Regions from separate parts of the Mus musculus genome. Here regions 1 and 3 are each linked to region 2. A link is a loop called in an ENCODE intact Hi-C map of the cell type or tissue named here. Cell type or tissue: left cerebral cortex. All regions are shown on one strand.

Region 1 (5,000 bases), 51 kb before region 2:
GAAAAGAAAAGAAGAGAAGAGAAGAGAAGAGAAGAGAAGAGAAGAGAAGAGAAGAGAAGAGAAAAGAAAAGAAAAGAAAAGAAAAGAAAAGAAAAGAAAAGAAAAGAAAAGAAAAGAAAAGAAAAGAAAAGAAAAAAGCCAGGCAGTGGTGGCACACGCCTTTAACCCCAGCACTTGGGAGGCAGAGGCAGGCAGATTTCTGAGTTCGAGGCCAGCCTGGTCTACAGAGTGAGTTCCAGGACAGCCAGGGCTACACAGAGAAACCCTGTCTCGAAAAAGCAAAAACCAAACCAAACCAAAACCATAAGATAATAAAAGATATCCTCCCAGCTGCCTGTGTCTGTGTAAAAAGTATCTTGTCCCCATTTATGGATGACTAAACTGAGGTTTGGCTAAGCCAGCTCACAGGGCTACCCCACCCTTGTGGACAATGTGTACCCTCATTTCTTCCTCTCAGTTCTCCAGGCTGCTTGTTGCCCCAAAGACGAAGTTCAAAGGCCTGGGTAAGACTGTCATCTGTGACCTTTGGTCACCCTGGACTTTCTCACCGAGGTCTGTGTCTCCAGGGGGTGCCCCTGCCCCCCGCCAGGACTATGAGCTTTGGCAGCCTCACGGGGGCACTTTTCACTGGTCCTGGGCATGCCCCTGTGGGGAGGGCAGGTGTCGAAGCCGACCTCCGCCCCAGCCTCCCTTCCTGCTGTCTAGAAGCCATGTGCTCTCAAGCTCGGTGCTCGCATTCCTTGGGAGTCTCTGTTACCAAAACACGGTCTTAAAGTACAGGAAGTTTGGAAAATGGAACAAAGGTGTTTGTCACAGTGCCACGGGCTGAGCTAGCGCTGACCACCGTTGCTGATGGCAGTTTTCCTCGCTGCTGTGTGGGCAGAAGTCCTGGTGAGCTGCCTGGTTTTCATACATTTTTTTTTCCTTCATCCTTTTTGGCTTGTTTGGGACCTTTGGAAGCAGGGGGAAAGCCTTCATAGCACAAAGCACAGATGTCAGGAAATACTTGCTTCAGGAAAGAATGGCAGGCAGAGGTGGGTCACGGTTGGTCCAGATGCTGTCTGGCTGTAGGCAGGCGCACCCAGTACGGCCTGAGAACCCCATAGCCATTCACCCCACAACCCTTTCTGACATCATACCATGTGACTTGGTAGACCTTCAACAGAGACACACGGGTGACGGAGGAGGAGCCCAGGCTCAGGGCAGAAGGACATACCGAGAGTCTGTCTCCTCCCAGCCTGAACAAGTAGCCTAGCCCACAGGATTGTAGAGCAGGAGCCCTCCCCTTCAGCCCCCTGGGAAGTTAAGGAAGAAGGTGACCAAGAAAGCAGGAAGGCTCCGGGTGAACCCAGGAACGCCATGGCCTTCATTCAGCTCTAAGCATGAGACTCTGTCATTTGCCAGCAAAGGTCATGAAGTTTCTTCCTGGAGGTTTCTAAGAACAGGGGCACGGGGAAGATTTTATGCACCATGTCAAGGGCCTGCTAGCCACAGGCACTGGCAAGGAACAGGGGCCTTTTAAATGACCTAGGAGCGAAGAGGCCCCTGCAGCTTCTAGGACAAAAGAGGGTGTGACTTGAAGCTGGGATGGAGGTGGCCTTGTAGACATTAGCCAGGACACTGGCTTTCCTTACTAGCCAATAGCTTCTGGAGCCTCTGTAGGCAGCCAGGAGGGAGGGGCAGACTCTGTGGCAATCCCTTGGCTGAGATCCGGGTGTTGGAGGGCCTGGTAGACAGAGCAGGATTACTCTATAAAGATAGAGTAGTATTCTTTCTCTAAAACCGATAGATCCCAGGCTGCGGGGGGGCCAACCTGGATTGAAAAGGCCTCAGCGAGGGAACTTGGACCGCCCCCATTTTGAATCTAAACTGTGTTAGGCACAAACGGGTAACCAGGAGAAAGCAATAAGAAAAACAAAGAGGTAAACAAGCCAGAGATAGCAGCACACACCTGCAATCTCAGTGCTCTGGAGGCTGAGACAGGGGGATTTCAAGTTCAAGGACAACGAGCTATATAGTGTTTGAAAGAAACCCAAATCCCACGCCACCACCAGTGACAGAATTGGAAGTACAGAAGGCACCCTGTTTCTTCTGTCCCCTTCCCCGGAGTTGCTGGGAGGATTCTGAGAGCCAAGAGGGACTAAGGCAGCTAGTGTACTCCCTGGGGGCTTCTTTCTTCAGCAGTGATTCTCAGAGTGACTTACACTCAAACAGCCAAACCACCAATTCCTCTTCACACCCTGCCGAGCTTGTCTGCCCTTTCACAAGATCCAGGCCCTGCAGATACAGGGGTCAGAATCCCGCTAACCACGCTCAAAGGTAATTGGCATCAGGGGTTTTGAACAGGTCTCCATCCCCTCTTAAATGCCACACCCCTCACCGCTGCCACCCCCCCACCCCAGCAGAGATTACAGCTGCAGCCCCGTCTCTCCTGCTGTGCTGTGAGTGGTGGTTTCTGGGATGCAGTGTGGGGTTTTGTCTGCCTTCCCTGCCCTGTGCCAACTCACCCAGCAGGCCTCACTGCCTTGGCAACGCATTGCAAAGTCCACACAAAGGGAAACTGCTCAGGGGAGGTTGGTCCTGCCTGACGCCTGGAGAGAGTTTCCATGGCAACGATGACATCACTAGACTCGTTTGGCTACGGAGCCAGGCTCTGAATGGAGGCGCCTGGGTGTTCACACTGCAGAGATGTGGAGAAAGGCTTGTCGGGGACTCGCCAGCCATGCTGGAGTAGACGGGCCTGTTGAGAATTCCATACGGAGCCCTGCCCTTGGCTTGCAGTGAGGGCTTGTCAGTCTCCTCACCTACAAAGGGAACCTACAGTCTATTTAAGTGAGGGTGGACTGAAACCGTGCATACTCTGCAGGCCTGGGGTGGGGGTGGGGCACACTGTGACGTCTCCTATGCTGGCACCTTTAAGTGATTTCCAGGGAAATGTGGGAGCAGCCCGAGCTCTTGACCACTGGGCTCCTTCGTGTTTTATCCCTCGGTGAGCCTGTGCTTGCGTGGAGAGAAGTCACAATCAATTATCAGTGGTCGAATCCTCGCCCCTGCCTTAGCAGGGAGGGAGGGATGGAATGGGATGTGGAGAGATAAAGAAGGAAGACTTTAGGGGCTGGATGGTGGCTCAGAGCTTTTCTGGGTTTTCACGCTCAGTTCTAAGATAGTGAGTCCAGACCCAGCAGGAAGGCGTGCCAGGCACAGGTGCCTCCCTCCCTGCACCGGGGCGGGGGGCACGGGGTCGCACCAAGGCGGGGGCAGGGGTGGGCGTGGGGTCTGGGATGCAGACAAGAGTATCCCTGGGCTTCTGTGTGGGCCCCTTGGGTGGAGTTGCCTCTGCTTTTTACCCAGTAGGCAAAACCCTGAGCCTTCTGCAGGAAATGAATAGTCAGAAGCACAAGGCTAGAGGGGCGGGACTTTTTGAGGTCAGCGAGTCTGGACTCTGCCTGCTGGGTGTGCCAGGCAAAAGGGAAACCAGGCTACAGGGAACAGAGAGTCCAAAGCAGGCTTCCTCGTTACGCGTATGTCCAGAAGGTTTTCTAGGCCATATACCTTCCCAAACTCTGACTAAGGTCCCCATCCCCACCCTACCTTAGTACACATGGTGGTGAGGGCCCCCAAGTCCTTAGTCACACAGCTGGGGCCAATTCTAGGTGGATTCAAATGTCCACCTAGCTATCTGCTGCCCAGCTCACTCCTGCCACTATATTTTGTCCCTTAGGGCTGTCTTCATAGGGTCTGGGAACTTCTCAAATTATCCACCTGCAAGGATATTTTATTTAACTTAAAGCTCAGGGTGGCCTTGAAACTCACTATGTAGCCAAGGGTACTGTGACCTTGAGCTCTGGATCCCCTCTGCTTCTAACTCCAGAGTAGTGAAATTTCAGCTGGAAGACACCCTGACCCAGTTTATGCAGTGCTGGGAATTGAACCCAGGGCTTCTTGCATGCCAGGCAAGCATTCTACCCCCCAGGCCTGGGCTTGACTTATTTCTGCCATTCTACTCAATTTCCACCGAGAGCCACCCTCTCTAGATGCTCGCTCACCTCCCACTCTCAGTTCCGTCTGGGGGCAGAGGATACCTGGGTTGAAGGCCACCATGCTTATAGGACAGCCCCAGCCCGACCGACACAGGTTCAGAAGGTTGTAGACCCTTGTCCTGCTCCCCTCACCCGACCCACCCAGGAGCCCCTTCTTTTACCTCCAAGGTGAGGAGAGATATCTACATGCTCCCTGGGGTGGCACAGTTCCATCGGTCACCTCCTAGCTCCCTGGTAAACAAGGGTGAGCTCCCTGGATATGCACCATGCTCTGCTCTGGTCTCTCGGCCTTTGCCCCTCTTGGCCCATGGACACCTCTGGCTCAGCTGGCTTGTGTACCACGGCATTGTTTGATTTCAAACCGGTTCTATAAAGGTGGCTCCAGTCCAGTGTCCTGGACGTGGCACTGTCACCCATTGGGTGCCCTGGAAAAAACAGGTAGGGGAGAACAGGAAAACCAGAAGCCTTGTGGAAAGCAACATACTTTCTTTTCTTTCTTTCTTTCTTTCTTTCTTTCTTTCTTTCTTTCTTTCTTTCTTTCCTTCTTTCTCTCTCTCTTTCTTTCTTTCTCTCTTCCTCTCTTTTTGTTGTTGTTGTTTTTGTTGTTTTTTGTTTTGTTTTGTTTTTGTTGTTGTTATAGACAGGGTTTCTCTGTGTAGCCCTGGCTGTCCTGGAACTCACTCTGTAAACCAGGCTGGCCTTGAACTCAGAAATCTGCCTGCCTCTGCCTCCTGATCACTGGAATTAAAGGCGTGTGCCACCACTGCCCGGCTAGTAACACGCTTTCTGAGACAGAAGCACAGGACCGCAGAAACAAACTGTGTGGCTGCGACACACTCTTTCTCAAAGCAGAAGGCAGTGTTGGCTGCCTCGTGGAACTGGACTCATGAAAAGATGGTGGTCAGCCTTGGGTCCTGGAAACCAGCCACACTCTTCCCCTTTGCCTCAGAGATGGAGGAA
Region 2 (5,000 bases):
ATTAACGTTCACACTAGAAAAGCAAAACCACACAACGAAGGAAAACAGTGGAAGAATAATTTATATTAAAATATTTTGCTGCCAGATGCTTCCATTTTAAACACCATGCTCTCACAATCTAATTCCACTCTGCAACTAAAAAGCCGAAATACTAAAAATAAAACAGAATTTAAAGCGTTTTTGAGTAAAACTTCTATGTTCTTAAGAAAAAAAAAAAAAAAACGCTACCCAAGTTTTAGGAACCTGTGCAATAAACAAGAAATGGGTCACCTGACCGGTCGCCACCCCACCCCTCAGCCCATTCCACAAACCCTCCCATTCTCACACGCTGTGAGACTTTAGAAATATCCTTTCTCAAAGCTGTTCCTTCTAAAAGAGGAGGTGGGAACCCACGCAAGCAGGTCCGAGTGCAAAATAATAGGCTACATCCAGACTTCTGCATCTATAAAATGAAAAGGCTCTTGGCGGGTCGCGTAGACCAGGGTTTGTGCCCTGGGTGGTACAGATGGGCTACACAGACGGTGAGTTGTGCTTTAACCTCTAGACAGGCATAGAAATGCCCGCCCTGCAGTGTTTAAGGGCAAGGCAGCACGGGGACCGGTTTTTTTCCAGGAAGCATGGCCCGAATGCCCAGGACAGGGAAGGGGAAGGCAGGGCCCTGGGCGTTTCATTCACTGCTGCGCTTTCTCCCCCCCCCCAACCCCCCCCCCCCTTCTCTCCGAGGCTCCCCCTCGACTTTCTCTCGCCTTTACCCAGTCCGAGTTTGACGTCGGTCTCCTGGAGACCAGACAGCCAATCGTCTGGCCGCTAAGGTCCAGTGCGACCAATCAGGCATCGTTGCTACCTGTGAGTAATTATTTTTAGCCAAGAGGAACGCCCCGTTCCACTCCGGACGATAACTCGGATTTCTGGGCTGCAGGTTGTGGAAACGGCGCCTATCCGCGCCCCTAGAGTCCCTGGCGTCCCTATTCCCTGGACACCTGTGCACAGTTCATAAACTCTCGCAGGTTCCTCAGCGAGGCCTCGTGTTTATTTTGTGGGCCTGGGTGAAAGTTCTCAAAATGCACGCGTGGGCACGCACACAGAGTCACACAGGCAGTTTGGCAGCGTGTCGCTCTCTGCGACGTTTGATATAAGACAATTTTTTTTTCTTACGGTCTCAAGCAACCCTCATGTCCGAGCTGCTGCCAGGTGACCCGGGGAGATTTGGCCAGGGGGAGCTGCAGAGGCAGTTAAACTGTCACCTGTGCGGGAGGTGCAGCGACGTGGCCTCCCTTCCCCACCCCCAGGTTCTGCAGTTGTCACTCTCGGGGTGGCAGTTGGCCTAGGCCCTGCGGGGATTAATACTCAATGAATCGGGAGCACGAGTCCCGGTTACCCCGGGATGGGCTGAGACCCACAGGCTAGCTCGCCCAGGAGTGGGGTTTTCCTCGGCCACAGTCGCACTCGCTCGGAAGCAGCCTTTTCCGTGTACTCTGCCCTCCCTCCCCCAGCCTCGGCTGCCCCTCCCGGCCGGTCCCCGCCGCGTCGCCACCTGCTCCCCCTCCTCCCCCCCCACCCCCCACCCCCCACCCCCAGGCCCCCGGGCCCTGCCACCCCATCCCTACCATCCCATCCCTACCCTTGTCCAATCCCCTTCCAAGGCCTCCCTTAACCCCTCCCCCAACCTCTCGGGACTCTCAGCTCATTGGTCACAGCGGCGTTCAGGAGGCGTGACCATCTATCAGCGGCCGTCTGGACGTGGGCAGGCGGGACTTGGCCAATGGCGTCGGGGGGCAGGGCAGGGGCGGAGTCGGCGCGGCCGGGGGGTGCCGGGTGGGGAGGGCGGGACTGTGACGCGAGCGGCGCGCACCCCCGCGGAGGCTGGGGGCGGGGAGGAGGCTATAAAACGAGAGGCGGGGCGCGCGCCGCGGCAGAAGGAGCGAAGCTCTGGCCCGGCGCGCAGAGGGCGCTGTACGGGGACGCAGGGCCGGGCCGCCGGGCTGTGTAGAGAAGCGAGCGCGCTCGTGTAAGCTTGCCGTCCCCGCCACCCCTGAGCCAGAGCAGCGAGCTCCCGGACCCGCCCGAGGCGTCCGTCGCGTGTCCGGCGGTGGCGACGTCTTGCACCCCGTCGCCTCGCCGCTCCCGACCCACCCGCGCCCCCGCCCGCTGCCCCTTCTCCCCCGCCCAGCCGCGGCTCGGCGGCGGCCGCAGCTCCGGAGCAGCTTGTAAGTACGGCGGGGCGGCGGCTAGGGGCCGAGGGAGTGGCTGCAGCGTCCTGCGAGCCCGGGTGTGGAGGGGCGGCCTCGGGGACCCAAGGGAATGGAGTGGCTCCGGGGACCTGGTCCGGAGGCTTGACGGCCGACGGGCAACCGGGAGGAGGGAGCACCCGGGGTGGGGGCAGCGGCGCCCAGGCAGGGGGAGGGGGCGCCGGGATACAGGGATCGGGCCCGGACCGGTGCTCCGGGATGCTGGCTAGGTCCCAGGAGCCTCGAGCGGGGAGCAGAGTGGGGGACGGCAGGGTCAGGTTACGGCGGGGGAGGGGAAGACTGGGCGGCCCGCGCCGCGACCTGCCGGTGCCCGGGCCGCGTCCCTGAGGCAGCTAAAGAGCCTGCTCTCCTTTTCCCCGGGCCGAGCTCCTCCTCCCGGAGCAAGTCTAGTAGTCTTCCTCCTCTTCCTCCTCCTCCTCCTCCTCCTCCTCCTCCTCCTCCTCCTCCTCCTCCTCCTCCACCTCCACCTCCTCTGGCTGTTGCTGCTGCTGTAGCGCTCGGGCTCCCAGCGCTGTGAGCAGAAATCTAATGAGACCCAACTGGCTGTTTATGTAATTCTTCACAGTCCTGTGTTAAGGCGTTGCTTTAAAAACCACCTTCCACCCAGCCTGTCTGGGCTCGGCTGCACCTTCAAGCAGTCCAGCTGAATCTGCTTTCTCTGCCTGCTCTTGGGTTTCGGCTTGGAAAGTGTAGTTTGGGGGCTACACGAGAGATTCTTTGCCCTTTGTCACCAAGAATATGGAAAATGGAACAGACGGATCCACACCAGTTTGATTATTTTAAATGCCCTTTTTGATCAACCTCGTTGTACAAATAGCTCTCCCTTGGAAATACCTCTCTTTGCCCTTGATCTTTTCTTATCCCCACCCAGTGCTGATCCAGCAAACGTTTAAAGGTCGACCTTTTCGCTCCAGCCTCTCCAGGGACTGCCCGTTTATCCGAAGAGGGAAGGAGATGGCTTTTAAAAATAAGAATAAAACTGAGAAACTCTGCCCTTTAAGCAGAGTAATCAATAGGAGTTTTAAGCTGCTTGTTTTTCTTATACTTGCAGCTGAGAGGAATTTCAGAATGTGTGTGTGTGGGGGGGGGGGGCAGTACACAATAAAAAAGAAAAAGGCTCCCAGAAGAGCAAGAGTGTGAGAGCCCTTGGCATGGTTAAAACTAGAGAGGATAATTTGGTTTCATTTACCAAGATGACAACTCATTTAGTACCTTTAATTTTAGTACCAGGTACTTTGAAAATTAAAAATAATTTTGTAACTTATAACATTTCCGAATATTTAACATAAAGCAGATTTAAATGTGATGTTTCCAAAAGGAACTAGGGATTCACTTCTAAAATGGTGACTAGCAAGGAAACTAATGACCAACTTGTAAAAGTGGAGTGTACGGGTAGGTGGGTGGATGAGTGTGCAGTACAGTTAGTAAACACTGTGCGAGAAGAAACATAAAGGATACATGTTCTGGAGGTCCTGTAAGTCCTGCTGGGAAGTGGTATGTAGAATGCTGTTTTAACTATAAATCTGTCTTGAACTTTAGCAAGAGGATTTTTTTTTTTTTTATGGTCTGTTCCTTTTATTTTCCAGCGGTCATTTCCAGTCTTTCTAGCCCAGTAGACATTTTCAAAAATAAAATTGCTTCAGGTAGAAAGCTTTGGAGCTGTTACATTGATCTCACTTGGATGTGTTTGCTTTTGTTTTATTTTCTTAAAGGAACAAGACCACGGGAAGGTTGAAGGATAATCTTCTAATACCAGCACTTTGAATGAGAATTTGTTTCTCTGCCACAAACTGATTTTTTTTTTTAAAAAATTTATTTTTCTGGTGGAGGAGTTGAAACAAAGCTAACTTTTGTGGCTTCGCAGCTATGCAGCTTGAAATCCAAGTAGCACTCAATTTTATTATTTCTTACTTGTACAATAAGCTTCCCAGGAGACGTGTCAACATTTTTGGTGAAGAGCTTGAAAGACTTCTTAAGAAGAAATATGAAGGGCACTGGTATCCTGAAAAGCCATACAAAGGCTCAGGGTTTAGATGTATACACGTGGGGGAGAAGGTAGACCCCGTGATCGAGCAGGCATCCAAAGAGAGTGGTTTGGACATTGACGATGTTCGTGGCAATCTGCCACAGGATTTGAGTGTCTGGATCGACCCGTTTGAGGTTTCCTACCAGATCGGCGAAAAGGGACCAGTGAAGGTGCTGTACGTGGACGACAGTAGTGAAACCGGCTGTGAGCTGGATAAGGAGATCAAAAACAGCTTTAACCCGGAGGCCCAGGTGTTCATGCCCATAAGCGACCCGGCCTCCTCCGTGTCCAGCTCTCCCTCACCTCCCTTCGGCCACTCTGCTGCTGTCAGCCCTACCTTCATGCCCCGGTCCACGCAGCCTTTAACCTTTACCACTGCCACTTTTGCTGCCACCAAGTTCGGCTCCACCAAAATGAAGAATAGTGGCCGTAGCAGCAAGGTAGCTCGCACTTCTCCGATCAACCTGGGCCTGACTGTAAATGTGAACGACCTCCTGAAGCAGAAAGCCATCTCTTCCTCAGTGCACTCTCTGTATGGGCTGGGCCTGGGCAGCCAGCAGCAGCCACAGCCGCAGCCACAGCAGCAGCAGCAGCAGCAGCCGTCATCATCCCAGCCGCCGCCTCCACTACCGCAGCAGCAGCAGCAGCAGCCACAGCAGCAGCAGCAGCAGCAGCAGCAAACCTCTGCTCTTTCTCCCAATGCCAAGGAATTTATTTTTCCTAAC
Region 3 (5,000 bases), 110 kb after region 2:
GGCTAGCCTGGAATTTACAGGAATCCCGCCTGCATCTGCCTCAAGTGTTAGGACTGAAGGCTCCTGCTATTAGCTCTGAACACTTTTTTTTAAACATACAGAAATTAGGTACCCCACTTTACTTTTTTTCTATATGTCAAAAGAGAAATTGTTACTTCACTCAAACCATGTGTTTAAAAACAACGCATACTGAGCTGGTGAGATGGCTCTGTGGGGAAGAGGTCTGACTGCTCTTCTGGTGGTCCTGAGTTCAAATCCCAGCAACCACATGGTGGTTCACAACCATCTGTAATGAGATCTGATGCCCTTTTCTGGTGTGTCTAAAGACAGCTACAGTGTGCTTACATATAATAAATAAATAGATTTAAAAAAATACATAATTTACTTTCCTAAAAAGCCTGTTAGCCAATCGTGGCAACGATGTAATCCCAGCACTCTGGAAGCGGAGTGAGGATTTCAAGTTCGAGAACCACCTGCTTACAGAGTAAAACACTGCCTCAAAAACAGAAACAAAACAAAGCTTTTGTTGAGCCATTTTCTCATATTTTATCAAGTGATTTAAAACTGCTGTTTGATTATAACTGCAAGGTAAAATCAAGTGTACCCACTCTCCAGTTCAGATCTAAGACAGTGTGCTCCACGTACAAAACTAGATAAAAAGTACTTGAAATACAGTACAGTATATGCACGAAGAACAGTGCAACCTCAACAGTGCTACAAAAATTAGATTTAGCTTTCCCGATCACCAAGAGACCGAGAGAGAGAGAGAGAGAGAGAGAGAGAGAGAGAGAGAGAGAGAGGCTTTAGCCTCACCTGCGACCCAGGAGTTATAGTTAACCTTTCTAAGAGAGTAAAAGGACCGAATGAGTTTATGTGAAAACAAAAACCTTCACAACTGCCTAGCTGAGGGTCTACTACGGCCATCAAGCACGCGTCAAACGGCCATCAAACCGCATTAGCAAAAAACTGTTCATGATAAAACTGTACCTCGTTCCGTCTTTCAACTGTCTACCTTCTCACAGAAGTGTCCAAATGGCAGCACTCCTAAGCAATGCACTGCTACGATGTCCTTCCCCACGAATACTGGTCGGGAGTCAGGCTATCTATCTATATGACTCCCGACTCTCTCACACACACACACACACACACACACACACACACACTCACACACTCTAGATAGATAGATAGATAGATAGATAGACAGACAGACAGACAGACAGACTGCACCCAAATAACGGAAGCCTGCTTTCTTATTCATACGGTAAAACCCCGGAGCTCTGGTGGAATCAAGCGAGCCCTTCCTTCTTCCTTTTCCCGCGTTTCTCGGCCTCACCAAGGTGCTTCTTCTTCTGCCCAGCCAAGCGCCATCCCGGACTTCCTCCACACAACAACAAACGCCGCTATCCCCCGGATTGGCGCGGAATCCTCCCTCCGTCCTGGGCCGCACGCCCGCCTCCCTCCGCCGTCAGGTGCTTCAGTCGGCGCGGCCAGGTCCCCCCAAATCGCGCCGCACCCCGCTCGGGCCAGCCTCGGCCCGCCCTCGGGTCCCTTCAGCTCCCCCTCCCCCAGTCCCCGGGGCACAGGCCCGAGGCCCACGGGACTTACGCTCTCGTGGTCCCAGCGCACGTTGCTGCGCTTCTCATCCGGGGCGAGGTTTCGGTCCCGGCCCATTAACTCATCCAGCAACTGCGCGGCAGAAATCATGGTGCTTCCTCCGGGCGGCTGCTCACGCCAGCCCTAGCACCCACCCGATAAAAAACCCCACCAGCCGCCCGGCCGCCGAACCAAGCCCCCTCGGCCCACTCTCAAGCTCGAAAAGCCTCTTCCAGAGAGGAGCCGAGAAGACAAAATGGCCGCCGCCCGGGCACCTTCCCAGCATGCCGTGCGCCCGTGGAGACACGCCTAGGCCCGGGCTGCGAGGGCGGGCAGCGCGGCTTCTCCGGCGAGGGGGCGGGACCTCCGGCCCGGGCCCGGGGCAAAGCCCCGCCAGGCACTGACTCCGCCCCCGCCGTGCCTTCCACCCAACGGAGCGGTGGACGCTCTAACGGCTGCCGGTGTCGGCCTCTTTTTTACTTGGAGAAAGAGCAATCTAGCTCTGGGTCCTTTGCCACTGCCCTGAAACGGAGAAAATGTCCCTTTGTCCACGTGGTGTGCGGGGGACCATCTTCCAGGGAGGGAAACAAGAAGAGCGAGCTGCGATCGTGCTCAGACTCCATTTTCCTGTCGCTGTAGTTTCTTCCTCCTCTACCTGTCCTTATTTATGTCTGCACCCTCCACCCTTCCCACACCCACCCAGTTCGATGCTGGGGATTGAACCGGGAACCTTAACGCTTAACGCTCTACCAGCGAGTTAAATCCTCAACTCTTCTACCCGGTTTTGTCCGGACTTCCTCGATTTTTAGGGAGGAAAATCAAGGAATAGACTATATGCGGTGGAGGAATTATGTTGTAATACCTCCAATCCAGGAATTTATCTTCCTTCACTTTGTATCAAATGTGTTACTGTGTGTTCAGGGAATCATAGAGGAGACCAGAGGTTACCCTCTGGAGTCCATTACTCAGGAACTATCCACCTTTGTTTGGTTTTTGGTTTTGTTTTTCGGGATAGGGTTTCTCTGTAACTTTAGCTGTTCTGGAACTCACCAGGCTGGCCTCGAACTCACAGAGATTCCCGTGTCTCAGCCTTATGAGTGCTAGGACGTGCCACCATTGCTCCTCAATCTAAACTTTCAAAAGATTAGGAAAACTTAGCTGGGCTTGCTGTCACCGTATACCTTTTATCTAGGAAGGCACTGGGAAGGCAGAGTCAGGTGGATTTTATGAATTAAAGAGGTTCACCTGCTTCTGCCTCTTAAGTGCTAACACTTGGGAGGCAAAGGCAGGTGAATATCTAAGTTTGAGGCCAGCCTGGTCTACAAAACAAGTTTCTGTATAAAGCCATGGCTGTTATACAGAGAAACCCTTTTTCAAAAAGAATGTCTCACTGGGACGTGAGCTCTCTGTCAGCCTGAAAGCCCTACGAATCCTTTTATTTCTGCTTCCTTAGTACTGCAGCTATAAACCACTGTTTTACATGTATGTGCTGGAGGTTAAACTCTGTTCTTCATGCTGAGTGGTGAACTCCCTGGAATTTCTTTAAAAGTATTAATTCGGCCTTGCAAACTTTTAATCCCTAGCAATCCAGAGGCAAGTTGATCGAGGCCAGCCAGGGCTACATAGTGAGACATTGTCTCAAAAACAAGATTCATATTCAGCTAGGAATAGCAGACCGGGCCTATAATCCCCTTGTTTGGGAGGCTTGGCCAGAAGGATTATTGTTCCAGACCAGCATGGGTTGCTGTGTGAGTTCCTGTCTAAAACAATTTTTAAAAAAAATAAAACCCAGGGGCTAGTGAGATGACTAAGCTGAGAGACATCTGTGGACAAGCTGGATGAATGTGACAAGAGTTTCATCCCCCGGACTCACAGAGAAAGGAGAGAACCAACTCCCGAAAACTGTCCTCTGACCTCCACGGGCTGATCCACACACACAGACACTGGCACATAAAATAGAATGTAATTTTTAAAAAATTAAGGGCTGGAGAGATGCCACAGCAGTTGTTGGCATTGGCTGCTCTTGCAGAGGACCCAGGTTCAATTCCTAACACCCACATGGCAACTCACAGCTGCCTAACTCCAGGGTCAGACACCCCCTGCCCCCAGACAGACAGACAAGCAGGCAAAACACCAATGCACATAAAGTAAATTATATTTAAAAAGTTAAAATTAAAAATTGGAGGCCCAAAGTTGGTGGCTCATATAATCCTCAGGAGGTAGAGGCAGTCAAATGTCCAGGATAGCTGGGTTACACAGAGAAACCTCAACAAAACTTCTGTTATATGCCCACATCAGTGTTAGTGTGCAGATTAAATTAATTGATATACTCTGCACATTGATAGAGGAGACCCAACAGGTTCTTAATTCCTTTATTAGCAAGAGGGAAAGAACCTTTTTATTGTCAGAGTGGAGGAGTCAGCTCCCTGTGGCACTGACTGAGGAGTGTGGCAAAGCTCCAACCAGGTAAGGTGGAAAATGGAGGCCTCGAACTCAAGACCGACAGTCTTCCCACCCCAGCCTCCCAGTGTGTTAGCATATATCCCTCAAACAGAAATCTGAAGAGTTTACAGTTAAGAAACGCAAAAAAGTTTCCAAAACATGAAATAGATAACAATGAAGAAAACTGTTAGTCTGCTAGAAGAGGAACTTTTAAAAGTATTCTTTGAGTCTCATGAAGTTGAACTAGAATGGGTTGGTTGGGGGCTGGAGAGATGGCTCAGTGGTTAAGAGCACTGTCTGCTCTTCCAGAGATCCTGAGTTCAATTCCCAGCAACCACATGGTGGCTCAGAACCATCTGTAATGAGATCTGATGCCCTTTTCTGATGTGTCTGAAGACAGCTACAGTGTACTCACATACATGAAATAATAAATCTTTAAAAAAAAAAAAAAAGAATGGGTTGGTTGGAAAATTAGTTGGAAGCAAATCCAAAAGGCTAAAATACAACACTTGGGAAGCCGAGGCAGGAGGATTGTCCTTGGCTACACAGTTAAAGGCCAGCCTTGACAGAATGAGAAAAATCAAAGCCACCTCCTCAACTCTCCCATAACTTTCCAAGGTCACAAAGGATCTTAAGGTTATCCGTTCTGTGGCTCTTGAGCCTGTGTGTCACTCATCACTATCCCTGCCCACTCCATTGCTCTTCCTCCCACCCACTCTCAGTTACTCATCCTCAAGCTCTTTTGAAACTTTCTCTCCTTTCCCTCATTAGAACTCTTGAGAGTTTTTCAGTGTTCTATCTGGCCATCTTCTCTGGGTACTCACGAACTCCCTTGGGATTATCTCTTCCGTTTGCAAAATTTCAGCTAGCCCCTTCGGCTGCTGAGTGCTAGATTCCAACCTCCACCTCAGATCTCCTTTCTGAATTTAGTACTCATGCCTACCCTCTTTACTGGGACACTCTAC

Evidence for each region. Peaks named below come from ENCODE experiments on the same cell type or tissue, not always from the same donor. Only the 100,000 strongest peaks of a DNase experiment are listed, where the experiment ranks them.
Region 1: it touches region 2 in a loop (6-fold over the local background); 13 of 42 quality-filtered maps call a loop at or near these places.
Region 3: it touches region 2 in a loop (6-fold over the local background); 4 of 42 quality-filtered maps call a loop at or near these places.

What each region holds. Positions count from the first base shown.
Region 1 is chr11:94,158,036-94,163,035 of GRCm38, forward strand. It overlaps Gm35338 (a long non-coding RNA gene), which reads right to left and starts at 4,534. Exons shown (of 4, transcript XR_001780294.2): 1 at 2,508-4,534. RefSeq lists an enhancer at 620-4,142. In left cerebral cortex, a CTCF peak has its summit at 2,566; DNase peaks (open chromatin) are centred at 695, 1,691, 2,080, 2,585 and 1 more place; H3K4me3 peaks cover 1,181 bases; H3K27ac peaks cover 3,869 bases.
Region 2 is chr11:94,209,525-94,214,524 of GRCm38, forward strand. It overlaps Tob1 (transducer of ErbB-2.1), which reads left to right and starts at 1,930. Exons shown (of 2, transcript NM_009427.2): 1 at 1,930-2,207; 2 at 3,962-5,000. The coding sequence starts at 4,116. In left cerebral cortex, a CTCF peak has its summit at 1,968; DNase peaks (open chromatin) are centred at 33, 416, 826, 1,694 and 4 more places; H3K4me3 peaks cover 4,671 bases; H3K27ac peaks cover 4,258 bases.
Region 3 is chr11:94,320,085-94,325,084 of GRCm38, forward strand. It overlaps Luc7l3 (LUC7-like 3 (S. cerevisiae)), which reads right to left and starts at 1,879. Exons shown (of 10, transcript NM_001361574.1): 1 at 1,606-1,879. The coding sequence starts at 1,704. In left cerebral cortex, no CTCF peak of the experiment used is centred here; a DNase peak (open chromatin) is centred at 1,904; H3K4me3 peaks cover 2,599 bases; H3K27ac peaks cover 2,104 bases.